Linked DNA regions of Mus musculus: all the other regions are linked to region 3. A link is a loop called in an ENCODE intact Hi-C map of the cell type or tissue named here. Cell type or tissue: heart. All regions are shown on one strand. Region 1 has its middle 27 kb from the start of Galnt10. Region 2 holds the start of Gm33026 (a long non-coding RNA gene). Region 3 has its middle 23 kb from the start of Gm33078. Region 4 has its middle 9.3 kb from the start of Gm51895. Region 5 overlaps Galnt10 (polypeptide N-acetylgalactosaminyltransferase 10). Region 6 has its middle 44 kb from the start of Fam114a2. Region 7 overlaps 4933424L21Rik (RIKEN cDNA 4933424L21 gene).

What was found. Hi-C counts contacts between places; a loop is a spot of excess contacts. Peaks named below come from ENCODE experiments on the same cell type or tissue, not always from the same donor. Only the 100,000 strongest peaks of a DNase experiment are listed, where the experiment ranks them.
Region 1: it touches region 3 in a loop (11-fold over the local background); 7 of 42 quality-filtered maps call a loop at or near these places.
Region 2: a loop joins it to region 3, with 2.9 times the contacts of the local background. A loop is called at or near these places in 11 of 42 quality-filtered maps.
Region 4: it touches region 3 in a loop (14-fold over the local background); 16 of 42 quality-filtered maps call a loop at or near these places.
Region 5: it touches region 3 in a loop (12-fold over the local background); 15 of 42 quality-filtered maps call a loop at or near these places.
Region 6: a loop joins it to region 3, with 20 times the contacts of the local background. A loop is called at or near these places in 12 of 42 quality-filtered maps.
Region 7: it touches region 3 in a loop (2.0-fold over the local background); 7 of 42 quality-filtered maps call a loop at or near these places.

Annotation. Positions count from the first base shown.
Region 1 is chr11:57,616,151-57,620,150 of GRCm38, reverse strand. No RefSeq gene overlaps it. Among named protein-coding and RNA genes, the nearest start is that of Galnt10, 27 kb to the left of the region's middle. In heart, a CTCF peak has its summit at 2,384 (motif pointing left); no DNase peak of the experiment used is centred here; H3K27me3 peaks cover 506 bases.
Region 2 is chr11:57,866,910-57,870,909 of GRCm38, reverse strand. Gm33026 (a long non-coding RNA gene) reads left to right here and starts at 1,590. Exons shown (of 6, transcript XR_879887.3): 1 at 1,590-1,747; 2 at 3,081-3,178. In heart, a CTCF peak has its summit at 1,978 (motif pointing left); no DNase peak of the experiment used is centred here; H3K4me3 peaks cover 262 bases; H3K27ac peaks cover 2,821 bases; H3K27me3 peaks cover 415 bases.
Region 3 is chr11:57,932,902-57,936,901 of GRCm38, reverse strand. No RefSeq gene overlaps it. Among named protein-coding and RNA genes, the nearest start is that of Gm33078, 23 kb to the right of the region's middle. In heart, CTCF peaks have their summits at 1,420 (motif pointing left) and 2,437 (motif pointing right); a DNase peak (open chromatin) is centred at 2,351; H3K4me3 peaks cover 618 bases; H3K27ac peaks cover 1,071 bases.
Region 4 is chr11:57,547,048-57,551,047 of GRCm38, reverse strand. No RefSeq gene overlaps it. Among named protein-coding and RNA genes, the nearest start is that of Gm51895, 9.3 kb to the left of the region's middle. In heart, CTCF peaks have their summits at 591 (motif pointing right) and 1,965 (motif pointing left); a DNase peak (open chromatin) is centred at 1,927; H3K4me3 peaks cover 448 bases.
Region 5 is chr11:57,785,678-57,789,677 of GRCm38, reverse strand. It overlaps Galnt10 (polypeptide N-acetylgalactosaminyltransferase 10), which reads right to left. Exons shown (of 12, transcript NM_134189.2): 12 at 2,177-4,000. Among named protein-coding and RNA genes, the nearest start is that of 2010001A14Rik, 14 kb to the left of the region's middle. In heart, CTCF peaks have their summits at 1,574 (motif pointing left) and 2,422; no DNase peak of the experiment used is centred here; H3K27ac peaks cover 387 bases.
Region 6 is chr11:57,472,838-57,476,837 of GRCm38, reverse strand. No RefSeq gene overlaps it. Among named protein-coding and RNA genes, the nearest start is that of Fam114a2, 44 kb to the left of the region's middle. In heart, a CTCF peak has its summit at 1,517 (motif pointing left); no DNase peak of the experiment used is centred here.
Region 7 is chr11:57,625,562-57,629,561 of GRCm38, reverse strand. It overlaps 4933424L21Rik (RIKEN cDNA 4933424L21 gene), which reads left to right. Exons shown (of 4, transcript NR_153850.1): 3 at 2,274-2,454. Among named protein-coding and RNA genes, the nearest start is that of Galnt10, 18 kb to the left of the region's middle. In heart, a CTCF peak has its summit at 2,271; no DNase peak of the experiment used is centred here.

The sequences.
Region 1 (4,000 bases), 320 kb after region 3:
ACAGACACAAAACTTTTATATATATAATTAGCCTTAATCAGCACTAGAGCTGGGAAGATATCAACCCTCTATGTCTAATTTGTCTTCTTCCCTATAAATAACTCCCAAATATGACTTGCTGTGTTCTGCCTGGGCTGCTCTTGCTCCGACTGGCCAACCCTCATGGCCAGTTCTCATGATCCCTTACCCGATAGCATCTTCCTATTTTAATTCTCCTCTCTCTTTTTCTTGTGGTCCTGCCTCAGACCCCAAGCCTACCCAAGGAACCGAAACAATGCCTACCTCTCTTCTGCCCAGCTTTAGGCTGTAGGCATCTTTATTTAACCAATAGTTTCATATTAAGGAGCAAGGTTACATAGCATCATTTAGTATACCTGAGGATTTCCTTGTCCTTTGGGGGGCAACCAGACCTGGGGGGGGGGCAGTATTTAGCAGTAGAATACATAGCAGCAGACCAAACTTCAACACTCTAGAGTCACACAGGCTGGTAGTTAGTGAAGGACAATCCTCATGAACAGAGTGGAGATCTGAAGGAAAGAAAGGGAGAAAGGCTGAGTAGTTTTAGAGATCAGTTTCCTCCAAAATGAAACATCCCTCCAAGGAAGAGGAAGAAGAGGAGGAAGGTGAAGAAGAGGAGGAAGAGGAGGAAGAGGAGGAAGAGGAGGAGGAGGCTTACTACGATTAGGAGGTAAACAAACTTCACAAGTTTAGGAAAGCTGAAACTGCTAAGATTCACGAGCCCTTCCTCAGAGTCACGGGAAGCAGTAGACAGCCACCAGACAAGAAGACTCTGACCATCTAAGCTGCTGAAAGGACGTTCTTGGACCCAGGGAGATGCTTCCTGGTGGTACAAGGAGCTCCAGGGTCCCAGCTTTTGTGAGTCTGGGTGAGCATTTCAGAGATAGCTCCTTTTGAGTCATTCCTGCTTCTATAAGTGACCCCTTACCCACCGGGCCTGGGCAGCACTGTAGAGCTGGCCCTGGTGGCATGGATGCAGGTGAGCAGGAGAGCTGACCCTGCCCCTTGCCGGCTACAGCATTGGTTAATCTAGCCAGGTCAGTGCTGGACAGCTGGCCCTGGTGGTGTGTGTCTGGGAGAGCAGGTGAGCTGACCAATTCAGCTACCACCCAGGCCCAGATATCCAGGGCTCTGAGTAGGTCCACCCAAACATCTACCTATGAGCTGTTAGAGCACATGAAAGGGCCGGTTCTGCTGACCCAAAACTGCAGGATCTCTATGACACAGGACAACAACATGATATCTGGAAGGAGACCAGGTGAGGATCCAGTATTGATGGTATAACAGAAGCCAGAGCCTTGAACCAGACCAGTGACTCATTGCATTAAACATTTGCAAGAAGTGTGGATGAAAGAGTTTACTGTGGAGCACACTGTGACACACTACAACTTCCATGATGAGAGGCTGTTATGTTTTGTTTTATTTATTTTTATTTTGTGGGTTGTTTTCTTTTGTGGGGGAGGTTGCAAGGGCAGAGGGTGGATATGAAGGGTCTAGGAGATGAGTAAGGCTAGGGTAACAAAGGCAACAAAAATAATCTAGGCTACAGGAGACCCCGTGTCAGTCCACCCCCACTTACCCCAAACAAGAATCAGGACAACAGCAACACACTACAGCAAACCAGAGGAAGTGTGAGCATGCCTGCTCAGAAAGCCCAGGGAGACATGGCGGTCACCCGCCAGAGGCTCTTCTCAGGGTGGTTGACAACTTGTATCATATGATGGACATCTGAGATAAATACTTCTCTGATTGACATTAGTGGCAACCGAGCAGGTGTCAATAGAGTGGAAGTCACATGTCCTGATCACACTAATCTAAGGGGTCCAATGAGACACTGAAACTCGAGAGCCACCGTGTGTTCTAGAAGCATCCAAGAGTCATCTCATAGCCAAAGGCCCCCCAGGCAGAATTTCCAGCGCAACAAAAGTGTCTGGGAGAAGGACTTCCCCCAGGCAGCTGTCCAGGACAAGGAGCAGGGAGGTGGAGCCTGCATGAGGATCACTGACAAGGCAGGTCAGGCAGGACAGGACGCTGTTAAGACCGCAAATGGGTTCTGAGAAGTGTCTGCTTGTGGGTAATTATCCTCGGCGTTTTCCTGCACTCCAGATCTCATAAAGAGGTTTCAAAGACCGGTTCTCTGGGGACTGTTTTATCAAAAGGGATTTAACATGAGGAAAAGCATCTAGATCAAACCCAGCTACTAATTGAAACAGCAAGATCTGAAAGAAAAAAAAATAGTAACAGGAGTTTCTGAAGCAGTGGAGAAACGAGGTGAATATGCAGATTGACCAGAAACCTCAGGGCTGTGGGACTGGGGAATATGGACTTGGAACCTAAACCTGCTGGCTGGTGTGGGAAACACGGGGCGCCACCTGCTGTCTTTATAATTGAGTCACTTATTTCAGGCAGCACATTGGTCGTTTGCCGACCACACACTTCATTCACTGCACACTGGGACTGAGTGAGCACCCGGCCCAGCCTGCCTTAGTCACCTTGATGGGTAGGGGAGGTGTTTCTTTTAGAAGCCTGTGGTACTCAATCCCCCACTCGGCCATCTTAGCTGGAGGAGCCGCTTCCTCATCTCCCTACCCCTGTGTCGTTCCCCCCCCCCAAAACCCCACCGGTTCATTTCTGACGGTTTGGTTTTACTCTCAGGTCAAATTGGGAGTAAGAGTCTGAAGTCTGGAGAAATAGCTCCGTTGGTAGAGGGCTTGCCTGGCAGGCATGAGGTTCTAGATTCTGTCCCCAGCAAGAGTAAACTGAATATTATTGTGCATGCCTGCAATCCTGGGGTTTAGGAAGTGGAGGCAGGAGGAGTAGGAGTTCAAGGTTATCCTAGGTAGCATTGAGAGATCAAAAACTTCCTGGGATGTGTGAGACTTATCTGTGACTTAAAAAAACAAAACCACCACCAACAAAATATCTATTCATGAACAGGAAGAATGCCGTCCTTCCCCGGCTCTCCCAATAGCCACACAGTGATCAGATCTTGGCCTTGACTCTCACAAGCTGTGTACCTGTGAGCAGGTAGCGCATCCACACTTTTCTTCAGCTTCCTTATATGTGAAATAGGATAAAATGTGTGAGGGCAGGCAAGATGACTCACAGGCAACAGTGCTTGCCATTAACCCTAACAACCTCAATTTGACCTCCGGAAACCTCATGGGGGAGAAAACCAACTCCTAAAAGTTGTCCTTTGACCTCCGCATACATGGGATGGCTTGGATGAATCACATGCACACACACACACACACACACACACACACACACACACACACACACACACACATTCACATACTATATATATGTGTATGTGTAAGATAAATAATAAATACAATGTAATTATGTTTTAAAATAGAAAACTATATGGAAGGTGCATGGAGACATTATAATTAGAGCACAGGGTGGGAGTGGGGCTATTTGTCAGAGGGTGGCTTACCATAAATTTGAGTAGTTGTAGGCTTCTGTTTGCCTCTCCCGAATAGAATACCTGAACTCCAGCAGAGCTGTCTGACCCATCCCTATATCCCCAACCTTACTCAGTGTCTCAGTCACTGTTTTTGTAATGTTCTAAGGAATAAAAGACCCACCCCACAGTGCGTGGTAGGATTGGGGGGTGGGGAAAGTGAGGAATGCTGGGGAGAGCAGGTGCTCTTTGGAGGTTGCCTCCCAAACACCTCCAGCAGCTTCCTGTACTTGAAGCCACCATAAAAAGCATCCTTAAAATGGAGGCAAGCAGGAATCAGGAGAGATCTAGAGCCCAGCCTCAACCTTGGCGCTATGCTGTAGCATGCCCAGGGAAGAGAACAAGAAAGCAGGCAGGCAGGTACAGGAGCCCACGGGAAGGCAGAGGCAGGGTGAGCAATCAGAGGTGCTCCAGGTGGACATTTAGGAGGCCGAGACAGAGCCGGGGACACCGATGGTTGATAGACACATCGTAGAAGCTGAAGAAGCAAAGGAGGGAAGACAAGTGTTGGGCCTG
Region 2 (4,000 bases), 66 kb after region 3:
AACCAGAGGGGAACTCGTTTCACAAAAAGATTTCACACAACTGTCAGGTCACTTTACAGGAGAAACTAGAGCCAAGACAACAGGCAGTCTGTGATGGGTGAGGCCACACCCTTGACCAAAGTTCTTGACCAGGACTACTTAGCTATGTTTGCCTCTCCCCCTCTTATGTAAACCTAAACTTCACCAGGACCTTGAAGACAGACTTCTTCCCATAGCCACATTGAATAAATCTCCTTTCTCTGCTTTTCATTGTAATCCTATCTCTTTAAATGGTCTATTGCAGACAGGTGGTGGTGGAACCTGGCTGGTTAAGTCTGCCGCAGGCCAGGCTCTTACCCTAGCATCTCCAGTGATATCACCAGACCACAGTAGAGCAGGGCCATATGTACCGGCACTCAGCTCAGCCTTAGCTTTGAACGCTGCCTCCAGATTTCTACAAGGACATCTTTTTGCCTTACTGTAGGCCTCTCTGCCCCCTACCCCCCTGGCTGGCTGTGTTCTCTCTTGACCTCTGCTCTTGGTAGGTTTGGTGGTTCCAGGGCAGTGCCTCCTAAGGAAAAGCCAGAATCTCAGAGATGGGGCAGAGGAAGCCTGGCCATCCCTGGTACCCATGGAAGTGGGATCCCCGAGCTCACGCAGAAAGCTAGTGATGTGTACTGGGCTGGCAGCTCAGCAGGCCATGCCCTGCCCAGTTTTCCCAGTGTTTGTCTTCCTTACAAACAGGATGGCAGAAGATTAGACTAATTAGGAGGTGACTGGGAAGGAGGCAGAGGGATTACTTTCATGAGGAGGGGAAACACATCTCTCCACCCTAAAAGCATCTCTCCACACAGAGATGAGGAAGGAATGGTTTGCACTCTGAACCATCACCCGGACTGGACGGCCCTTGAGCTCCACTGCTTCCCACTTTTATCGAGGCCTGAAAACAAGGTTGTTTCACTGACCCTGAATAAATGGAAGAGGAGGAGACTCCCAGGCGAGAAGTCTGCTTTGTGTCACCCAGCCTGGATCCACAGCTGCCTGGTCCCTTCCCTTCTGCAACTCATTTCTGCTGCTGGCCAAGGCTTCTGTCCCCAACTTTGGTCCCCCTCAGGAGGGTGGGAAATGAGTGTCATGGGTCGCAGACAAAGGAGTCCAAGCAGCATGACGAGATGTCGGTGACTAAAGAATTAGGAATAGGAGACCCAGGACACATCTGTGATGGCCACCTGTGTGTCCTCCTACCCCCCAGGAGCGCCTCAGGTAGGTTGCCAGGGCGCAGGCCTTGAGTCTCTGAAGGTTTCCCTTTTATCATGGCTCTTTGGAGAACAGTGGAGATGGAGTATAATCACAGTGTTGGCTGCCATCTCTCCATAAGAAAGTGTCAACAGTTTCTGTCTTACGAGGAAGAACCTGAAATAAGCCTTAAGGACCTGGAGACATTCCTCCCCCCCCCCCCATCCTCTGAGGGGTTGCCCCCACCTCACGAAGATGCCCCAGGCCACCTGACCTCCATTCTCACCTTCCTGTGAGGCCGTCCTGGATGGTTCTGGGAGGGGCCCCGTGGTGCTGAGAGGTAGAGAGATTGGATCTGGTCAGGGTGACCTTTCTCTCTCTTTTTAAGCTGCAGGCCTCAGAGGCTCACAGCAAGAGAAGAGCAGACACAGGATGTGAAATGAATCCAGGCCTCCTGAGCTCTGTGTCTCTTTCCCCCAGCCCTTTGTGCTCTGACCTACAAAGGACAGGAGTGCTGCGGAGAGCAGGCTGAGTATGGGAAAACAACTGGTGAATGTGTATGTGAGTGCGTGAGTGAGTGAGTGAGTGAGTGAATGAATGAATGGATGGATGAACGAATGCCGTTCCCCTCAGAACAGTGAGAGATAGAGGCTTGTTTCCTAAAATATCAGACAGGAAGGGCTTAGACCCTCAGAAGCTCCCCTTAGCCTGAGGAACTGTTCATCACCCTCCCCAGGGAATTGGGTGCCACCTAGAGGACACTGGGGTCCCAGCAACCATGTCCCCAGAAGAGGGGCCCACCCCATAGTTCCTAAGCCTTCGGTTACACACTCCCTTTACCATTTTTTACTCGCTCCATTTCTTTTCCTTTAAAAAATGAGGACAAAAGCCAGGTGGGGTGACACACACCTTTGAGGCAAAGTCAGAGACAAGGGATCTCTGTGAGTTTGAGACCAGACTGGACTATATGAGTTCCAGGCCAGCCAGGGCAACACAGTGAGGCCCTGTCTCAAAAAACAAACAAACAGGAGCTGGAAAGATGGCTCAGCAGCTAAGAACACTCAAAAACTTAACGGTGTGCATGCACACTTGTACGTGTGTCACACAGATGCACAAGAATACACAGGCAGATAGAAAATGAGGCGTAGCTTGGTAGCGGAGCCCTTGCCTAACAGCCTGGATCAGGTCCTTATTCCATCCTCACGAGGCTCATGCACACCTATGTTACACACATATATCACACACACACACACACACACACACCTTTAAAAGGTCAAGAGAAAGGTCAGGGGAAGTCTGAGTATTGGTCTCCAACTGAAGGGACCACAGTGGGTCTCCATACTGGGCATGCACAGGAGTTATCTTCTAATAAGTGATGGTTTAGGGTCTGCAGGAGACTGACCTCAGTTTAAGGAGGCAGGAGCAAGCTGATCAGTGAGAGGGCACATCCCATCAGCTCAGGTCCAAATGACGGCAGGAGAGTCACTAATGCCCTTCCAAGCTACCTGACATTTTAAGATAGTTTCAACATTTCAAAAATGTGTAACATTAAAAATAAGTAAGGCACAGATAGCTCAGAGTAGTGCACTTGCTTCTAATGTCCAAGGCTTAGGTGCCACAACTGCAAGTGGGGGCTACTCATTTTAAGGTATGGTAGTGACAATATCTGCGGGTGTAGTACCTGGGGTGGGAATGGGGCTGGGGAATTATGAACCACAACAAAAATGGCTCTGTCTCAAAATTTAAGTAAATATGTGTTTATATTATTTATTTGTTTGTTTGTTTATTTATTCATTTGTTTGTTTAGTATTGGGGGGGCAGTGCAGAGATGCCTCAGCAGTTAACAGCACTGGCTGCTCTTGCAGAGGATCCAGGGTCAACTCCCAGCTCCCACACGGCTCACAGCTGTCTGGACTCCTGTCCCAGGGAATCGGTGCCCTCTTCTGACCTCTGAGTGCACCAGGTATGCATGTATGCAGACACCCATGTGAGCAAAGCATTCACACATGTTAAAATAGTAAATCTATTTAGCGTACACGCGTATTGCAGGGGTGGGTGGGGTTCCTGAGAGAGCTTGCAGGAGTCAGTTCTCTCTGTCTACCCTGTAAGTTCAGGGGATGGAACTTGGCTCTCCATGCTCAGCAGCAAGCATCGTTACCCACCTAGCCATTTTGATGGTCTTGTAAGTAAATAAAATTTGTGAATGCGTTTATTGCATCTCCTTCATAGTGAAATTACAATGAGATGAAAATTGTGCTGCTCACGAGCCTCATTTGGAACTGGATGCCCTCTTTGCATGCTTGGTCTGTGGAGTAGGTATCAGCACTGGTCAGTGGAGTAGGTATCCTTACGTTCCAGATTTGTAAACCAAAGCGAGGCTTGCCATGGTGGCCAAATTTGCAGCCTGTGGTCTTAGTATCTTCCCATGATGCCTTCTGCCCGCCCGCCGTCTTCACCCTGCATCCTTACTTCATCCACTCTGCTTGTCAAATACTCCCATTCACCAAGACCTCTGCGTTCTCAAGCAAAAGATCCAAACTCTTTTTGGTCCATCACTGATGCAGGAAACAAACCTACCTTCAGAGCCTCCGTGAGGCTGGGCTGCTGTGCAATGCCTCCCAGAGAACTGACCCCTGCAAGTCCTCTCTTTCTCCCCTCCCTAGGGGAATGCCTTTGAAGCCTGTGGGAAGTAGACTCCCTTGGCCTGAATAGGCAGCACCAGCAGTGAAGAGCCAGGGTCCCATCAAGGGCTTCCGGGCAGGGCTGGGAAATACGGGAAGGCTGA
Region 3 (4,000 bases):
TACTTCAAACTCTCTAGATCAGAAAAACATTCTCAAAGCACCATCGGTCTTCCATGTGTGGGCATTTTGCTTGTGTGTATGTCTATGCAGCGCATGAGTACTTAGTGTCCAAGGAGGCCACAGAGGGGATCAGCTCCCATGGAACTAGAGTTACAGATGATGTAAGTTACCATGTGGGTGCTGGGAACCAAACCCAAGTCCCCTGGAAAAGCAGCCAGTGATTTTAACTGCTGAGCCATCTCTTGGCTCTAACCACTGAGCCACCTTGCTGTTTGTTTGGAACAGAGGTTTGCTACGTATCACCAATGAGTCTTGAGCACAAGATGCAGCCTTGGATGGACTCGAACTCGAGGCCATCCTACTACAACTTCCTTGAGCTTACAGGCATGCGCCATCACACGTAGGTAAGAACTGAATTCCCAGCAGTCTTCCCTCTGACGGGGGGCGTGGCTTTAAGCAAATAACTTTCCCTCTCGGTGCTTCACCTGTGGCTTACGGTAACCAGGATAGACCAGGGTCCCTGATAGCCCCTCAGCTCTCTTACGTTCAGTACAAACATCCTCAAAATGCTCATGGAGGAGACTTACGGTGAGAATTTCTCTGGTCCCTTCCCTGAGCACTTTCAGGTCCCAGATTGCCTGGCTCACATAGTCCCTTATTGCTTGCTGTCTTCTCAGGGGCATTAAGTACTGTTATTTGAAGTACACACTTCAAAGAGGGAGACCCAGAGAGGTCAAGACACTGTGCTAGGAGTCACACCGTGGAGGGTGGCAGAGTGTGGGATCTTAGGTAGACATCCATTTGAACTGGCTGCCTAGTTGAGGAGGACTGTGGGTGAACAGAGAGGGGACCCCGAGAGTGTACAGAAAGGAAGGTGAGTGTTAGTTAGAAGAAACTCACAGTCAAAAAAAAATTAATCAAATTTTTGCTCCAGAGGGCTGGGGGTGTGGCTCAGTGGGTTAAGGTGTTTGCTAAGCATGCAGGAAACTCTAGGTCCTGTCCCCAGGACTACATACGCTCGTCTCCTATGAGTGAGGCTCAAGGTTCGATCCTCACAATAATGATGATGACAACAACAGTAAGAAAATAAAAGGTAGAGATCATCTTTGAACAGAGTGAATTTGAGGTCAGCCTGGGATGCGTTAGACCTGGAATCAAACTTGCAAGCGAGCAAGCAACCAGCAATCTTAAAATCCAAGTGCTAGCTTATCCACCTGGTTGTCTCTGTGCACCTCTTCACAGTGACCATAGAACACAGCAAGGGGGTTGGAGAGATGGCTCAGCAGTTAAGAGCACTGACTGCTCTTCCGAAGACCCTGAGTTCAAATCCCAGCAACCACATGGTGGCTCACAACCATCCGTAACGAGATCTGGCGCCCTCTTCTGGAGTGTCTGAAGACAGCTACAGTGTACTTATATATAATAAATAAATAAATAAATCTAAAAAAAAAAAAAAGGAACACAGCAAGGGATGGAAGCAGGTGAGTTTACAGTTATTAGAGTACTCCCGTGCATCTGGAGAAAGCTGTCATGAGGAACACGCCCACCTGAGTGCGCATGGCTGACCTCAGTGTCCCAGTTCCCCCAGTTATGTAGTGCTGTGAGTGGCAGAAAGGGTAGCTCTGAGCCTGCAGGCAGGCACCTGTGCCAGCCAGCACAGGTGAGAGCTGAGTGCTGCCAGGTTTATCAGTTCAGTAATTGAGGGGTCACCAGACAGCTCAGTGGGTAGGGGCGATTGCCGCCAAGCCTGGTTGGTGATCTGAGCTCGATTCCCGGGATCTACATGATGCAAGGAGAGAATCAACTCCTTCAAGCTGTCCATATGTGTGCCGGGAGGTATGTGTCCACACACATATTATGCACACACCAAACAAATAAACAAACAAACACAACAAACAAACAAAGCCTCACCCCAAACCAGAACAGTAGTAGCTCAGGGGACCTTGTCCTTTCTCCAGGCGTTGCCGCAGGAAGATGGAGAAACAATAAACAGAGAGAGAGAAGGAAATGTCAATCTAGGTTCAGAGGTGCAGGAGTGTGCATACCTGAGTGCGTCTGTGTGGGGGTGTGATACAGCTGTCTCCACCTTCTGAGCTCCTAGGGCATCTGGCATGGGGAAGATGAGATTGAGCATCGAGCCCATCCTGACTCGGAATACAGAGTCCTGGGCCCATGGCGGACTACTCACATTTGGGAACAGGGTGTAGCCCGCTCTCTGCAGGACACTTTTCCACGGTGGCAGCAGCCTGACTTAGCCAAGGTCCCTCTTGATGGATGGCACGGGTCTCCTGCCCGGGGATGTCCTGAAAGCCCAGCAGGATGCAGACTCCAGGGCTGAGCGAGACTTTGGTGGCTTCCTGTACCTTGTGGAGGAACCTCGGGCTGGAGTCCCGCAGATGATGGCCGACCTGGTGTCATTCCACACCCAGCCAGCAGGTGGCGATAAAGACCAGGGTTAGACAGGCCAGGGTTTGGAATCTGAGGAAATGAAGAGTTTTCTGCCTCTGTTCCTCATGCCCTCAGCTTCTACCAGAGGGGACACTTAAATAGTCCCTTCGGCCTCCAGGACAACCTTGGGGCTCATCCTGGCTCCTCTGAATACCCGTCTTCTCTCCCAGTGGGTACTGGCTCAGTATTCTCCCTATTGGTACCCTGAGCCCAGCCTGGAACCCAGGCTAACTGGACACTTGTACTGCCCTCATCCTTGAACTCCACGGATCATCATGGAGTCCCATCCTGAGTTCCACCCTAGCCTTGGGTGTAATGATCTCCGCTCATGGTAAAGTGGTAAAGGCAGATAGAAAAGCCAACCAGGGTTCAGGTGATGAGCGATGACTTTAATCCCAGAACTTGGGAGGCAGAAGCATGAGGATCTCTGTGAGTCTGAGACCAGCCTGGTCTACAGAGCGAGTTCCAAGACAGCAAAGGCTAGACAGAGGGAATCTGTCTTGAAAAACAAAACAAAGCAAAAAACAAGAAGAGGAGGAAGAGGAAGAAGAGAAAGGAGGAGGAGGAGGAAGAGGACAAAGAAGAAGAAAAGAAGGAGAAAGAGGAGGAGGAGGAGGAGAAGAAGGAGAAGAAGGAGAAGGAGAAGAAGAAGAAGAAGAAGAAGAAGAAGAAGAAGAAGAAGAAGAAGAAGAAGAAGAAGAAGAAGAAGAAGAAGAAGAAGAAAGCTAAACCTAACAGGGGAAATAGGGTGATTGTGACAGAAGGGAGTGGAGGGGACTGCAGGGGTGTGTGTGTGTGTGTGTGTGTGTGTGTGTGTGTGTGTGTGTGTGTGTGTGTGTGTGTGAAGCTAAAGAAGATTCAGCATAGGACATCTTAGAAGGCCTGGAAAGAAGGGCTTAGATTTAGGAGGAGCCAAGTCAGAGAACAAGAGTGGAGGGGAGAACGTTAAGAGGGAGGGGGAGGGTCACCCGAGTGGCAGGACCTGTCAGAGAGGCCTGGGGCAGGCAGGGTCTGGATTCTATTCCCCGATCAGGGGAAGCCCCTGCAGGGCTCTAAGTGGAGACTGAGAGGCTCCCGTTGGCTCCAGTCTGTAGTTGAGCCCCCATCCTGGCCCCCCTTCTACAGCTAAGACCATGGGGCTTGACTGGTAGCCAGGGCTGCTGACCCTGGCCCCAGGTCTGCAAGGTTAATCCTGGGCCTGGAGCTCAGGCGATTAGCAGGGGGCCACTCCTTGCTGATAAGCTCCCCGCCAGCAGAGGGCTGGGGGAGGAGATGAGTGGAAGGGGAGAGAGTGGAAGAAGGTGAGAGTGAAAGAATTCAAGCCTTCCAGGGCACCCCTGGGGGCCCACACCCTCGTGAGGTGGCAGTGGCTTCCTATGTAACAGCTTGGCAATTTTACACTTCCTCTTGCTGTGTGGATTTTGTTTGTTTGTTTGTTTTTTGTTTTGTTTTTCGAGACAGGGTTTCTCTGTATAGCCCTGGCTGTCCTGGAACTCACTTTGTAGACCAGGCTGGCCTCGAACTCAGAAACCACCTGCCTCTGCCTCCCGAA
Region 4 (4,000 bases), 390 kb after region 3:
AAATTAAATGCTCACTAAGGCATTTTGCAGCTGGCATACCAAAAGCCATCTACACTGTCACTGTACTGTGTACTACTGCTGTGCCCAAGTGGGTAGCTTAGCGCTAAGAGGCTCTTGATTGGAGAGTGGGCAGCCCCAGTCTCCCCCCCCCCCCTTTCTCATTCACCCTTCTCTCCACTTTAATTCTCTTGATGACTAGGGCAGCTTTTAGCCTTTCCTAGCCTTATTTCTCCGTTCAAATCTCAGAGTGGGAGTAGAAAAGGTGAGCTAGTAGGAGGGGACAGTGGCTAAACAATGACTGTCTCAGGATCCCACAGCTGTGGGGAGCATGGCTCCAACTTCACCACGAGCAAGCTGGGGAAATCCAAGGCCTCAGACCAATCATAGCACGAGGATGTTTTTATTTAGAGAATGGTCTGTGGTATGGCTGTAAAGCCTGAGGGGACACATTGAGAGGTGAGGCCAAAGTGCTTGCCTCTCAGAGCTTTGGGACTCTTACCTTTTAACAAGGTCTCAGGATAAACTACAGGGCTCTTTGTCTTACTATTTTATACGTACGCTTATGTGTACCATGTGTGCAATGTCCACAGAGGCCAGAAGAGGGCATGAGATCCCCTGGAATGGGTGTGGGTGGCTATAATAAGCCCAATGTAGGTCCTGGGAACCAATCACTGTCCTCAGCAAGAGCAGCAAGTGCTCTTAACCTCTGAGCCATCTCTCCAGCCCAGGGCAAACTCCTGTTTAATGAGTCCCACCAGGCTTAAGTGCTTCAGTCCTCCCAAACTTTCAAGGGAAACACTGAAATCATTTTGTGGCAGGAAAATCAGCAGCTGGCAGAGGACAAACGTGTTGTAAAGCCAGGTGGCTTTTCACTGCCCTTCTGGCTCCCTCTATGGCCTGTTCTGCAGAGGATTCTCCCATCCTCTTAGGGGGCCTCAGACTCCTCGCTTAGCCTGGCTTGGGCAGCAGGTTACTCAAAACTAGTGAGTATCATTTGAGATAGTGGGAGAGTAGAACAGGCCTCCCCTCATTGATTTTCAGGTGGATTAAATGAAATTAAGTTTGTAGTGGGTTTCTGAGCCCATGGTGAGGGTTTCCGGAATGTTTAGCTAATATGCTTAAGAGGCATGCAAATTGTATGCAAATGAACCGGTGGCTCCCCTGAATTCCAAAGCCAAGAAAATGGCTCTGATAAGATCTCTTCTGGCTTTCAAGTGCAAAGTGAGAGCTAATAAGTCACCTCCTGTTATCTGGACACTTGGGTGGCTCACAGAACGTTATCAAGTATCCCAAATGAAGAGACACAGGTGTGCCAACCACATTTTTCAAGTAAAATCTTGAGTCACACATCCAAAAGTGGGTCGAAAGTTTGTCTGCTTGTTTTAAAATTCTTAAGCCCAGAATTTTTGTATAATATGTTGTCATAAAGAACAATCGTAGGTGAGCTTCTAAGGAGAACTGGAGCCGCGTATGTCTGAAAGTGCTTGTGCGTGTGAGGGCTAAAGCACAGGGAAAGAGCCGAGGACATCCGGGGGCACCTTTGAGCCAGGCTTCGTGCCTGCCTGTGCTCTCCGTAATTCTTGGGAATCTAGTTTCTGGATGTCAACTCCACATGTTCACTCTAATTGCAACCCCGGACTGGGCCTCCTGAGTCTGGCCGAATTCACTCTTTCCCCCTCCCCTTTTCTCCCCGGGAGCTGTTGTCTGTCCATGCGTTGTGGCTTTGTTAAACTGTCCTCACCCTGATGCCTTCCTTGCAGAAAGCTTACCGAATATGGCTTGCAGCTGATCTCCCGGAGCTGCCCCCAACCAGATCTTGGAGATAATAATAAACATGCATCCATACCCCAGCTGGGCCTGATTGGTGGCTGTTTCCCACCCAGGAACGGGAGCAGCTGGCTGATTATTAAGAGCATGTGCCCCTGGTCCTATCAGTGGCACCACAGCGGCCTCTGCTGGCTGCCCCTGGAACTACAGTAAGTCTGATCTGGGTTTCCATTAGTCCATTTATAGCTGTTGAGATTTGCTGTGGACCAGATGTGGTTTGACATGCTGTGGAAACAGCAGTGAGAACAGATGTCCTTGTGTTCATTAAGTTTATGCTTTAGAACGGGTGGGGCTGAAAAACCAAATACACATATGTGTCAACACATGATGGATGATGGGATCTATGGAAAAGGTAAAGTGGAAGTGAGGGATACAGAGGGAAGGAGGGGAGCAATGTGTGTGTGTGTGTTCACTCGTGTGCCGTGCATTCGTGCGTTTGTGCCTGATTGCCTGTCCGTGTATTCTGTCACTCTCTGCCCTATTCCCCTGAGGCACAGTCTTTCCCTGAACCTGGAGCTGAAGCTAACCCAAGCCATCAAGCCTGAGCAAGCCTGTCTACACTTCCTTCAGCACTGGGATTTTGTGTTTGAGCCAGACCAAGCCTAGTTTTCTAAGTAGATGCTAAGGATCCTAACGTAGGTCCTATGCTTGCAACAGCAAGCACTCTTACCACCAAGCCTCTGGACAGGCTGGAGGGCGGTGATTTTACATAAGCTATTGGAGAAGCCTCATATGATATGGTGGCTTTAGAGGTGGCAGGTGGGGATCTTGAGGCAGAAGGAACAGCAAAAAGAAAATGTGAGTGTCTAGCTTGATTAGGATGAAGAATGTTAGTGTATCTGGCATTAACCAAGCCCATGGAGAGTAAAAGAAGATGCATTCTGAGAGGTGGTAGGCAGGCTGTGCCAGGAAAGTAGGCCCTTGCCATGGTGCCCAGACCTGGAAAATTAGTGACCCCAGGAGGCTGGATAGAACACAAATGATCAAGTCCTGTGCAGACTGAGAGAGTCAGGCATGCACCAGTGGGGCAGAGCTGAAGTGTGGGAACTGCTAGCTAAAGGGGGGTGGGGGTGTACCAGGACTTTGGCTTTTATTCAAAGACAAGAAACCAGCTAAAGTTTCTAGGCAGGAGAATGATTCGATTTGACTTTCAGAGGCAGACACACCCATGCCAGCTTTTGATTGGTCTGAGATGTGGTCTGGACTCTGCAGTTTCTACAGCTTACCAAGGGGTTCGAATGCATAGGCAGTTATGTCATGTTGGTTTCTAGGTGGAGAGGTCATGGGGTCATGAGAAGAAGCAGGGAGCTGAGCCAGAAGGCATGGCTGTCAGACAGGACAAAGGTGGCTCGGTGGCAGCAGTGAGGAGACAAAGGCTGTGGGTTCTGGCTCTAACTTGAGGCTGAAACAGACGCTTGCAGCAGATCTGAGGCTGGGTTGGCTGTACACGGGAAGCAGAGTTCGGAATGGTTGTCTTTACTCCAAGGTTGCTTTTCCCATTCCAGAAGAGGGGAGGTTGGAAGGGCCAGGAGTTTGATTTTAAACACATTATGCTTGAGATATTTGTTGGTTTGCTTTTGCTTTTTGAGATAAGCTGTGTAGCTCAGCTGTTTTGGAACTCACTTTGTAGACCAGGCTAGCTTGAACTCACACAGATCTGCCTGCCCCTGCCTCTGCCTCCTTGCCCCAACTAAGACGTCTTTTTTGAGGCCCAACTGGAGGTGCTGCCTGGGCTTCACTCAGTGGAGGTGACCAGGCTGGATGTGGAAGCCCTAGGTGCCAGTCGGTGTTAAATGACTCAAAGCCAGATGAGGTCAGTTAGGAGGGAAGAAAACAGACAAACAAAGTCCCCATATTTCTGAGGCAGCTACTGGGGAGTGCCACTACAGGAAGGAAGTAGTTACCTCAGGGACCAAAGAGAAAAACTATAGCAAGGCAGAAGAACGGTCAGAAGCTGATCAACAAGATGGAGGAGGATCTCAGGGTTCAGTGGCATGGAAGCACAGGGGACCACAGTGGCAGAAATCTCAGCACAGGGATGATGCAAGGGGCAGAGTGGGAGGAGGGAAACTGGAGACAAACAGGTTATTGGAAAGTTTTGTCTAATAGGAAAGAACCTGAAAGCTCTACTCATTGTTGGGAGGAGTCTCTACAATACTGGGGAATGAGTAGA
Region 5 (4,000 bases), 150 kb after region 3:
GAGGCTTAGTCTATTATCATGGCAGAGGGCAGCTGTGGTGCTGGAGAAGGAACTGAGTTATAATATTTTTCGAGACAGGGCTTCTCCGTATAGCCCTGGCTGTCCTGGAACTCACTCTGTAGACCAGGCTGGCCTCAAACTCAGAGATCTGCCTGCCTCTGCCTCCTAAATGCTGGGATTAAAGGCATGCGCCACCACTCCCTGGCCCACTGAATTACAATCTTGATCCACAAGGGGAGGAAGGGAGGGAGAGAGAGGGGAAGTGGGGGGAGGAGAGAGAGAGAGAGAGAGAGAAGAGGGAGGCAGACAGATGCTGGACCATAACAACATTTCCAGCCCACCCCCTGCCCCCAATCAAGTCTCTGTAGGATTAGGTGTGTTCTCTCTCCTTGAGGCTAGACCAGGTGGCCCTGTTGGGGACCCACATAGAGACTGAGCTACATATGTTCCGGGGTGGGGGTGGGGGTGCTTTGGTCCAGCCTGCATAGGCTCTTTTGTTGGCTCAGACTGAGAGCTCCCAAGGGTCCAGGTTAATTGATTCTGTTGTCCTATCCCCTTCAGGGCCTTTAACCCTCCCACCCCCAACTCCACCGTAAGAGTCTATGGGGCCATTCTTTTTTTTTTTTTTTTTTTTTTGATGGGGGGAGGGTTCGAGACAGGGTTTCTCTGTATAGCCCTGGCTGTCCTGGAACTCACTTTGTAGACCAGGCTGGCCTTGAACTCAGAGATCTGCCTGCCTCTGCCTCCCAAGTGCTGGGACTAAAGGTGTGCACCACCCCCCCTCCCGCATATATTCAGTTTTAACAAGCAAGCAAATGAATAATCTAGCATCTCTATGCGTGTTGGCAAAGCCTGGGAATTGGACCATGTGAGGGCAAATAAGGGTCTCGTGGGGGTGCAGATCCTGTAAGCCATTCACTCTGGATCTTGCTTACACCCGCCATCTTTCAACTTCTATCTGAGCATCTGCATACAGTAGGCACTGGAAGCTTTTCTTGTTCATTCACCATCGGGTCATAATTCTCTGGGTAAAGAAAGTTTAAAAAAGACAACTTTCTTTAAAAAGTATTTTATTAATGTGAGTGTTTTGCCTCATGTCTGTACTCCATGTACCAGCCTGGTACCTATGGAGGTCAGAAGAGGGCACTGGATCTCCTGGGACTGGACTTAAAAACCGCTGGGAGCCACCATGTGCTCTTCTGCAAGAACAACAGGTGCTTTAAACCTCTGAGCCATCTCACCAGCCCTTTAAAAAGCCTTTTTTAAAAACAGGATTTATTTTATTCTAGGGCATGCTTTTGCCCGTGTATATGCATGGGCACCATGCGTGCAGGCTTGGTTCTGGAGGAGGTGACAGACATCAGTGTATCTGATCCCTTCTAACTGGAGTTAAGGATGGTTGTGATGTGGGTGCTGGGAACCAAACCTGAGTCTTCTGTAAGAGCAGCAGATGCTCTTAACTGCTGAGACATCTCTGAGTGTGTACCTTTAAGAATACTGTCAATCTATTTCTTTCACCTGCTTTCCTGGTACATGACCTTCTCCAAGCTATGGTCCATAGCGCCCTCTGGTGGTTGCTACCTGACAACACGAGGAACAGTTTCTGCTCAGGGTTCTTCAGGGACCAAACCTTCAAGCACTGCTCATTTCACTGTGAACGAAGGCCTAAAGAGGGTAGGAGTTGCACAAGATCTCACTGTAGATGTTTTAATCATGGTTCTACAGATGCTAAACAGCCCAGAAACACTTTGGCAAACAGGTTATTTGTGGCTAATGCGTGAGCTCTGTTTGCCCTCTGGAACTCTTTCTGGTCTAGTCTAGAAGGCTGAATGCCGAGTTCACCCCTGTGTTCCTCCAGACCTGAGCCCCTTTCTGTCTCGTGGCCTTTGCAGGGGCTGCTCTCTGCCCTCTTCTTGGCTTGGTCTGTCAGCCCTGAGGAGCATTTCTTGACAGTTTCACGATGGTTTCACCCCAGTTTCTAAGACAGCCAGCTTAGCTCTCCTTCTCAGCCCTTTGTAACTGCAGTCACCCTTGTTCTGGCCTGCCTTCCCCTGTAGAAATGGCAGCACCTCGATTCCATTCAGTACCCTGCAGGACATCTGGACGCTGGGCAGGCACTCAGTCTTCTGAGGACATGGACAGAAAGGCAGGTGACAAGGGACATGCCAGACACTGCTTTAGAGAAAGTCTGGAGGTTTATTGAACAACCACAGTCACAACTGAACAGGATAAGTCATTCCTTACAAGGCTCTCTCTTCCAGGAGAGGTGGGTGGTCTTGGGATCCGCCCCTCCCCCGCCCCCAGAACCCTGTCTCAGTGCCCAGCTTCCCTGCCTGCAGCCCCTGGACTCCCTGTCAGAGCTGAGTGGACCGCGTTAAGATCTTGAAACCTGGGATGTAGCTACCACTCTCACCTAATGGTGGCAGCAGGGCCCTGGCTCAGCATCAAAACCTTGAACCAAAATATGAGTAGGATTTGCCGGAGAAAGCCTCAGCGGCAAGTGCTGATGAATTCAGGGTGGAATTGCACTCTTTGTTCCTTTCACACTGCCTGACTTTAGACAAACAGGCTGCCCTGAGCACTGGATGCAGACAGTCTCCTCTGTGAGAAGTAGGGACTGCTGAAGCGAGGGGTCCACGCAGGGAGGAGCGTGACAGGAAGGACTGAAGGGGAGTCATGATGCTGACTTTGGAGATCCACTAGGCCGCCCATCAGAGCAGCTCACTGCCGCAACGCAAGATCTATCATTGCTGGCTGCTTTTAAAGCCAGAAGCTCTAGTTGGCAGGGCAGGGTAAGACAGCCTGCCTGCCACACAATGGCCTCATGGCAAGGACACTGCATTCCAAAATGTTTCTGGAATCTCCGGGGCGGAGGGGAGGCCGCCTTTCTAACCACATCTTGTTTTTGTAGTCTTAGCCTCTGAATAAAGCTTTGGAGGAAGAGGCCAGCCGCCCGGCCTGCTGCGTGGGCTGTGGCACAGGCCCATCAGCAGAGTAGAAACCTGACTCTTCAGGACAAGGATTTCCACACCTGAAGCCCAAACAAGGTGGGGATTAAGTATCTGCAGCCAGCCACCAAGCCAACCTGGTTCTTCCTGTGACACACCTCCTCAAGTCTTAGGCTCTAAGGTCAGAGTTCAGCAGTCACAAATGCTGAGGTGCGCTCAGAGGAAGTGACTGCTGGAGAAGGGGACGGAACCAGATGAGGATGGAATGAATCGGGCGAGCAAGGGAGCGAGTGAGGCTAGGGATGGCTTGCGGCAGCATCTGCCTTAACCACCCTAACCACCTGCTCGGCATCCGCTGGAAACCCAGCTGCTCAGCTCGCCCCTGATAGTGAGGTTCAGGCAGAGCACTTCTGGGCTTGTCAGGTCTCTAGAGCTGTCCTGTCTCAGGGAGGGCCGCACAAATAGGCAGTTGTCCCTGCTGTGGGGGCCTCTGGGTCTCAGGTTCTGCTCTGCACTTTCTGCTTGAAGTCAGACGTAAAGACACTCATTGGGCTCATAGGACCCGAATAAGTGTCCCTTCTCCACGCTCCCCTGTCTGTCTGTCTGTCTGTCTAGCAAGGCACTAGTAAGTGGTTCAAGTTTAGGGAATCAGCTGCTCGGCTGCATTTTCTCTTTGTAAAAGGCACGGTTTTTATTGAAACAAGGCCGCATTGCTCTCTGAGGACTCAACTCCCCTTGGCTGCAACACGCATCCCTGCTGGATTCTGGACACCCACCCACTCCCCTTTTTGACTCCTTCCCAGCCGGCCACTTGTCAGACAGAGTGCTCATATGGAAAAGGGCACTAGAAATCCACAAGTGAGCTGTGACAGCACAGGGGCTACGTGGAGGTGGTTCTACAGCACCAACCCGACGAGCCTGGGGACCCGATGACCCCGATCCCAGCATCTCTAAGGCAGAGCTCTGGCCTCAGGACCATGTCTCAGTTACTTCACTGGCAAGTGACCAGCTCCTTGGAGGGTGAGTTCATGTTTGAGACATGGGGCTAAAGG
Region 6 (4,000 bases), 460 kb after region 3:
CAGTCCACACGCTAGTTAAGCCTCTGTGGTCCATCCATTTGCCTAGGAATTTCATAAATTCATTCTTTTAAATAGCTGAGTAGTACTCCATTGTGTAAAGGTACCACATTTTCTGTATCCATTCCTCTGTTGAGGGGCATCTGGGTTCTTTCCAGCTTCTGGCTATTATTGAACAACATTCTGAACTAACCAGTACCCCGGAGCTCTTGACTCTAGCTGCATATGTATCAAAAGATGGCCTAGTCGGCCATCACTGGAAAGAGAGGCCCATTGGACACACAAACTTTATATGCCCCAGTACAGGGGAACGCCAGGGCCAAAAAATGGGAATGGGTGGGTAGGGGAGTGGGGGGGGGGAGGGTATGGGGGACTTTTGGGAGAGCATTGGAAATGTAATTGAGGAAAATACGTAATAAAAAATATTTTAAAAAAAGCCTCTGTGATCGACTTTACTGTTCATTTTTGACGTGTGCTATGTGTCTAGGCAACCCCAGGTGCTCTGTGAACCCGATTCCTCTGACTGAGGACTGCCTTCCTTGTTCCCCATCATCCTATTACAAGCAAGCTAGAATTAGATCAGGGTGTCTTGGAATTTATTCTGCCTGACCAGAGTCCTGCTGGCTGGACAGAGAAAAGTAGGGGGGTGTACTGGCTAGTTTTGTGTCAACTTGACACAGGCTGGCGTTATCACAGAGAAAGGAGCTTCAGTTGGGGAAATGCCTCCATGAGATCCAGCTGTAAGGCATTTTCTCAATTAGTGATCAAGGAGGGAGGTCCCCTTGCGGGTGGGACCATCTCTGGGCTGGTAATCTTGGTTCTATAAGAGAGCAGGCTGAGCAAGCCTGGGGAAGCAAGCCAGTAAAGAACATCCCTCTATGGCCTCTGCACCAGCTCCTGCTCTCTGACCTGCTTGAGTTCCAGTCCTGGCTTCCTTTGGTGATGAACAGCAGTATGGAAGTGTAAGCCAAATAAACCCTTTCCTCCCCAACTGCTTCTTGGTCATGATGTCTGTGCAGGAATAGAAACCCTGACTAAGACGGGGGGGGGGGGGGGGAGGAAGATAATGGCTGGTCTTAGCATCTTATGTCTGGCTTAGACAGCTCGCAGGTGGGAAACCTCAAACATACCTCTTACCTTCGTGTCTTGGTTTCTGATTCCATAGCTTTGGGAATCAAAACAGGAAACAGGAGCCAGTGGGGTAAGGCAGCAGTGAAAGGTACTTGATGCTAAGCCTGAGTTTAATCTGTGGGATCTACAATGGTGGGAGGAAAAAAAAAACACACAACAACTCCTGAAAGTTGTCCTCTGACTGCCACACAAATGCCCAGGCATGTATGCGTCCCTTACCAACAACCAACCAACCAACCAACCAACCAACCAACCAACCAACCAACCAACCAACCAACCAAGTAAAACAAAACGAACTATAAAAATTCCCACCAAAACCCAAACTAGAAATCTGCTCTGGATTCCAGAGTGCTTGGCTCCATCTGCTGGCCAGTTTTGGTCACTGTACCTTTTTGCCATAATGCACACGCATAACGTCCTCTGTTATATTGCGGAAGACTGAGGCTTCTAGGACATTTCGGTCTACTGGGGAGGCTGGGAGAAGGCTGTGCACATCACAGTTATCCTGAGAGTCCAGTGAGTTGCTGTCACCTCTGGGTCACACTGGTGGTGTTTTCAGCCCTCTGGATCTTGATTCATGATAGAGAATTCCCACGTGTTAGGATTGTCAGGTACTGGAGACCCTAGGGCCTGATATTTCTGATGGTCGCTGTTTTTGTTAGAGTTTTATTGCTGTGGAGAGACACCATGACCAAGGCAACTTTTATAAAGGACAACATTTAATTGGGGCTGGCTTAACAGTTTCAGAGGTTTAGTCCATTATCATCATGGTGGAAAGCATGACATCATCCAGGCAGACTTGGAACTGGAGGTGCCAAGAATTCTACATCTTGATCTGAAGGCATCCAAGAGGATACTCTACTGCAGGCAGTCAGGAGGAAGCTCTCTTCTATAGGCAGCTAGGAGGAGGCTCTCTTCTGTACCAGCAGAGCTTGAGCACTGGGAGACCTCAAAGCCCACCTATAGTGACACACTTCCTCCAACAAGGCCACGCCTCCTAATAGTGCCATCCCCCCCTGGGCCAAGCATTCAAACCACCACAGTCACAGAGGCTCATGCAAAAGCAGGACTTGCTCCAGCTCACACACTCAGGTCCTAGTTTTCCAACACCAGATCCTTAGTGCACAGGCTGCCTCCTCCGTCTCCAGACTTCCTGTCCTGGCTGATCCTTCTTTTCCTTTTCCCCTGAAGTCAGGAGAGCTGAAGCAATAAGCACAGTGCTCTATCCACTTGTTGCCATGGCAACCGCCTCCTCCTGTTCCTGGCTTCAGTCTGACTTGGGGTGTTCAGCCTCCTCTCCAAGCCAGAGCATTCCTGGCGGGATGGACCGTGGAGGGAGAAGGGAGGAGATCCCCTGTATTTGCCTGCAGCTCTGGCCCCCTTCCCTTTCAGCCTCTCGGAGCCTCAGGTTCCCCCAGCCAATCAGTTCTGTGAGATGGCCAAGGATGATGAAGGGGTGGTTGGGTGTAAAGTGCTCTGGGAGTTAGTGAGCATTCAATGTCCATCAGTCAGGACCCTAGGAGCTAACTGCTGTCTGGTTAGCGCAAGAGCTTATGGAGCCCCAGAGCAGGGAGACACATGGAGAGCTGGAAGGCAATTCACAGAGAAGTGAGAAGAAAGGACTGTGGCGAGCGGATGGAAGCACTTCCCATGTTCAGGGACTGGCAGGATTAACATTGTGAAGGTGGGCATATTACCAAAAGAGATGAACAGGTTCAATGCAGACCCCATCCAAAGTCCAATGACATTGTTCACAGAACTAGAAAGCACAATGCTAAAACCCACAGGGGAAGCACAAACACCCTGCACAGCCAAAACGACATTGAGCTAAGAGCAATGCTGGAGAGATGACGCGAATCTTAAGCTAGGTGACACTTACAGCAACAAAACAGCCGGAACTGGCACGAAGCACGGCCTGTCGACCAGCAGAAGAACCCTCCCCACCACAGGTACGAAAACATACACTGGAGGAAAGATGGCCTCTGGACATGCTCGCGTAGAAGACTGAACTGGACCTGTGTCATGCTCAGCCAAGGTCAGCTCAAAGTGGCCCACCTTAACGAAAGGGCTGAAACTTTGAAGTGAATAGAGGAAGACTCTTCAAATCTGTGGGCATGGGTGAGGTGGAGGTAGAGGCAGGAGGATCAAGAGTTCAAGGTCATCCCCCGCTACATATCCAGTTTAAGTCCAGCCTGGGTTGCAGGAGCCTCAGCCTCAAAAATGATACAAAACAATAAGATCAGAAGTAAAACAAAGACATGAAAATAATGTTTAGTATTTTTATCCACTGGAGAAATGCAATTCAAAACTACCGTTGAGAGTCCATCTTAACCCAGTCAGAATGGCTGTTCAAGAAGACATGCTAGCCGTGGGAGGTGGAGAGAGAGAGAGAGAGAGAGAGAGAGAGAGAGAGAGAGAGAGAGAGAGAGAGGATGGATCCTCTACCTTAGCACTGAGTATCCGTTTCCACAGTTCACCTGCCCCTCCTGCATTGTTGTCTCTGAGACCCCCTAAACATTTCCAGCAATTGCACGACAGTTTTTTTTTTCTCTCTCTCTCCAAGTCACTTGGCTTGGTGGCGGCTTTGGGGAGGAAGCTCCTAGTTCTTCAGGGAAAGTGCGTGTTGCAAGCTGTGACAAATACTGCTGCCGTGTTCTGCACAACAGACTGGCTGTCACCCTGGGTACCCTCCAGGACCCATTGAAGACTCTATCCTCCACAAACCATGCACAGAGCTGCCAAGCTCCCAGTAGCTGGTTTGGTCTCCTTGAAGCGAAGGACCTGCCCACACGCAGCTCACGCTGTAGCTACTTGGAGGCCTTTGCTGATTGATGCGAGTCCGTTCCCAGGGTTCTCAGCTGCCAAAGCTGTT
Region 7 (4,000 bases), 310 kb after region 3:
CACCGTGGGGGGACCCCCGGAGCTATGAGCATCGCACGCCAACCTCCCTTTCTTGTTCCAACTCGACAAGCAACTGTCATTTGCTTATGTGAGATCACCTGTGAGTCAAATGATGGACAGGCTGTCTCTGGATTTCTAGTTATCCATCCCCGCCCACCATAGTGCCCGCTTCTGTGTCAGACACGTGCCTCCTGCTTGAGAAATTATCTCTGTGCTAGGACTAATGCAGAGGAAGGCCTAGGCGGGAGGCAGACATGGCAAATGCAGTCTGCAGTGTCAGAGGTGCACTGTCCCCTGAGAACGGGAAGGCACTAAGAAATGGAGACTCAAGGAGACGCCCTTCGGATCAGCTGTCAGGAAGTGGTTCACCTTGGAGCTAGACAGCTGTGTGCCTTTAACACCTTGATGTTAGGATCCCTGGCCTCCAGCACCTGCCTGGCCCAACCGGTCATCTCTCCATGGTCCTGCAAGGACCTCACAGTACACGGGCTCTGACCAGCAGTGTATCCCCATCAGGCACTAGGATTGCTCAGCTGGTTACATAGGCTGGAAAACCTCACGCATTCCTGGGAAGGGCCCAGCATTTAGGAGCTCTGTATGTACTGACTCTCTGCCTGTCAACCTCCAGTGGCTTAACTGCCACCCCTCTTGAGTATTTTTCATTCATATTTATTTTAAACTCTGTACATACGTGTGTGTGTGTGTGTGTGTGTGTGTGTGTGTGTGTGTGTGTGTGTGTATGTGTTAGCGTGCATTGAGAAGGTGCAAGTGAGAGGCAAGTGTGTGCACACACACGAAGACCAAAGCTCAACTGTATGTGTTGTTCCTCTGGACCCATCAGCTTGATGTTTGAACAAAAGCTCTCACTGGGACCTGGGGCTCACCGATTGGCCAGGCTTTCTCCACCTCTCCAGTACTAGGATTGTAGCCATGTGCCACAAGATCCTGCTTTAAAAAAACAAACAGAGGCTGGAGAGATGGCTCAGCTGTTAAGAGCACTGGCAGCTCTTCCAGAGGCCCCAGGTTCAATTCCCAGTATGCACAAGGCAGCTTACAACTGTCTGGAATTCCAAAGAATCTGTCACCTTCTCACAGACCTACATGCAAGCAAAAACATCTATGCACATAAAAATAAATAAATCTTCAAACAAACAAGACAAAACAGGGGTTCTGAGGATCAAATGCAAGCCCTCATGTTTATGCATCAGGCACTTCACCAGCTGAGTCATCTCGCCAGAACCCTTCTAGATCATTCATTTCTCATTCATCCTTTGTACTTCAGGTCAGGTGACATAGGGCAGACCTTCTGAGCCCCCAAGGCAGATCATACCCCTTTATATACTAAGTGTCCCTTTATTATACTTGGCACAGTAGTAATATTGCATCTGCCAGCATAATTGCTTGTGTTATGTGGGTGGGCCTGGCTTTTTAGACTAGAACTCCCACAGGGTGGAAACCATCTCTGAGTCTCCCCATTACAGCCTCCCCCATAACCAGCACAGCATCCACCAGAATGAGTGAAGGAGAGGGTGAACCCATTAGCTAACTGGCCCAGCCTCTGCACACTCCAGAACCTTCTCACACCTAGGACAGGGGAGGTGAAGCCGTCCATCTCTAGCCTCCCCAGTCCAGTCTCACAGCTGACCTCATCTTCTGAGTGTGTAGTACTGGCATCTCTAGTGACTCGTGGAGACTTCTGGGGGACACTGTTCTCACCTCTCAACACCTCTCAACATTCTTCCCCTCTTACCCCTACTCTCAGCCATCAGTGCTACCACACCCTGCTTCTTATCGTCGATTCTAGGGGACCAAACTCAGGTCTTCATGCTTGTCTAGCAAGCCCTCTACCTCCCCAGCTCACAACATAATCTTAAGAATCCAAAGATAAAGGGTTAAGGGAAGCAAATGTGATTTAATATCCACACCGCCCCCAAACACACACACACACACACACACACACACACACACACACACGCTTGTGAATACACACACTCTTGTTTGCAGTCTGGGCAACAGCCCAAGTCTTCATTTCCTTCCTTCGGCTTCACTGGCTGTGAGAGGTGACGCTTCTCACCTCACCAGAACCTGATGGCCTAGCTGAATGCTGACACAGGTGACCAGAGGATCTGCAGCATCCTGACCCTCTCCTGCCTTGGCCCCCAGGTGTAGCTGCTGGTGTAGATGGATAGAGGGGAGCAGGATAGTTAGACAGGGTCCAAGCCAGAGCAAGCTGGACAAGAAGGACTCATTACATGACTCCGCTCATCCTGCAGGGGCCGCTGTGTGGCTGACTTCAGGAATGTGAATGGGGCTGCCAAGTGTGTGACTTGAAACCATACTGGTGCACCAAGGATCTTCAAGGTATGCGACAGCGTTGAGGATGAAAGAGAAGATGGCCCAGGAGCTGGTGGTGCACACGTTTATTCCCAGCACTCAGAAGGCAGAAAGTGCTCTGTAAGTTCAAGGACAACCTGGTCTATAGAGTGAGTTCCATCCAGGACAGCCAAGGCTACACAGAGACACTGTTGGGGGAGAGAGAGAGAGAGAGAGAGAGAGAGAGAGAGAGAGAGAGAGAGAGAGAGAAGAGAGAAGCTAGGAGCCAGGGCTGGTAGGACATACCTACCACCTTGTCAGGTTTCATGGAGAAGATCCTGCTAACAGTAAATTTCAGCTTGACCCTTGTAAGTCATAACATGTTTGTCAAGATAGGAAGACGGTACGTGTATTGTGTTCAAGGTATTACCTTAATTTAACTTCCCCTTCTTAATTCAAATGCTGACTTGTGAGCCCCAGTTTCCACTGACGCTCAGACCCTACAGAGTTTTGGGTGAATCTCACTACTGGAGTAAGCTAGATACCACGACTGCTTGGTCTCTGCTGCTCTTCACAGGGTGAACACGTCTTTAAAGGTGGTAGGCAGCACACCTGGGTGGGTGTCCTCAGGAGCAGCCCCAATGTGAGACTTTTCTCCTTTCAGAAGAAGATATGATTTCTGTCAAATGACAGCAACTTGCTTTGGCTCGTTTAACCTAAGAAAGAGGCCTAGACCTTGTGGGGCTGAGGTCTGGGGCTCCCAGCGAGTTATCCAACAGTAGTGGGAGGGTTGGTAGAGTCAGTTCACCCTAGGCACTGCCCCACAGCATCTTTGGGCAGGTCACATCAGCTCTCTGAGCCCCAGTTTCCTTCTTGAGTAGATGTGAGCGTAGCATGCACACAAAGAGAGCACGTGCCAGGGACTTCATTGTTTATTCATTTTACAGTTTAATTTTTATGAGTGTGCGTACGATGTGTGTGGGAGCATACATGCCACAGAGTTGAAGTCGGAGGGAAACCTGGTGAAGTTGCTTCTTACCTTCCACCCTTATGTGTTCCTGGGGTGGAATTTAGGTTGTCAGACCCAGACAGCAAGCACCTTTACTGGCTAAGCTGTCTTGCTGACCCACATCTGAGTCTATATAGCTATGACACCATGGGTGGGTATTTGTCAAGTGACAGCTTCTACCCCAGCAGCTGTATGCTTGGCTTGATTTTTGACAAATGTGTGGGGTGTCCCTCTGGGTCTTTGGTCTTCCCTTTGGATATTTCTACCCTGTAAATCTCCTGCCTTTGGGCATTCTTCTAGCTGACTGTGCAACTCTGGTCTAACAGCTCAGGCAGCCTGTGTTTGTGAACATGTTCCCAGCACCCTTACATTTAAATTTATTTTGTGTGTGTGTGTGTGTGTGTGTGTGTGTGTGTGTGTGTGTAGGTGTATGCCATGGCATGCATGTGGAGACCACAGGACAACTTATAGAAGTCAGTTTCTCCTACCATGTAGGTCCCAAGGAGTAAACTCAGCTCATAAGCCTTGGTGGCAAGTGCCTTGATCCACTGAGCCACCTTGCTGGCCCATGAATCTGCAATTTCATGACCTCCTCAGCTGATAGGCATATAAGAGATGAGTCTTGGGGCAAACCCTGCAGCTGAGAACTCAGGCTGGCAAGGAGAACCAAGGCTGGCT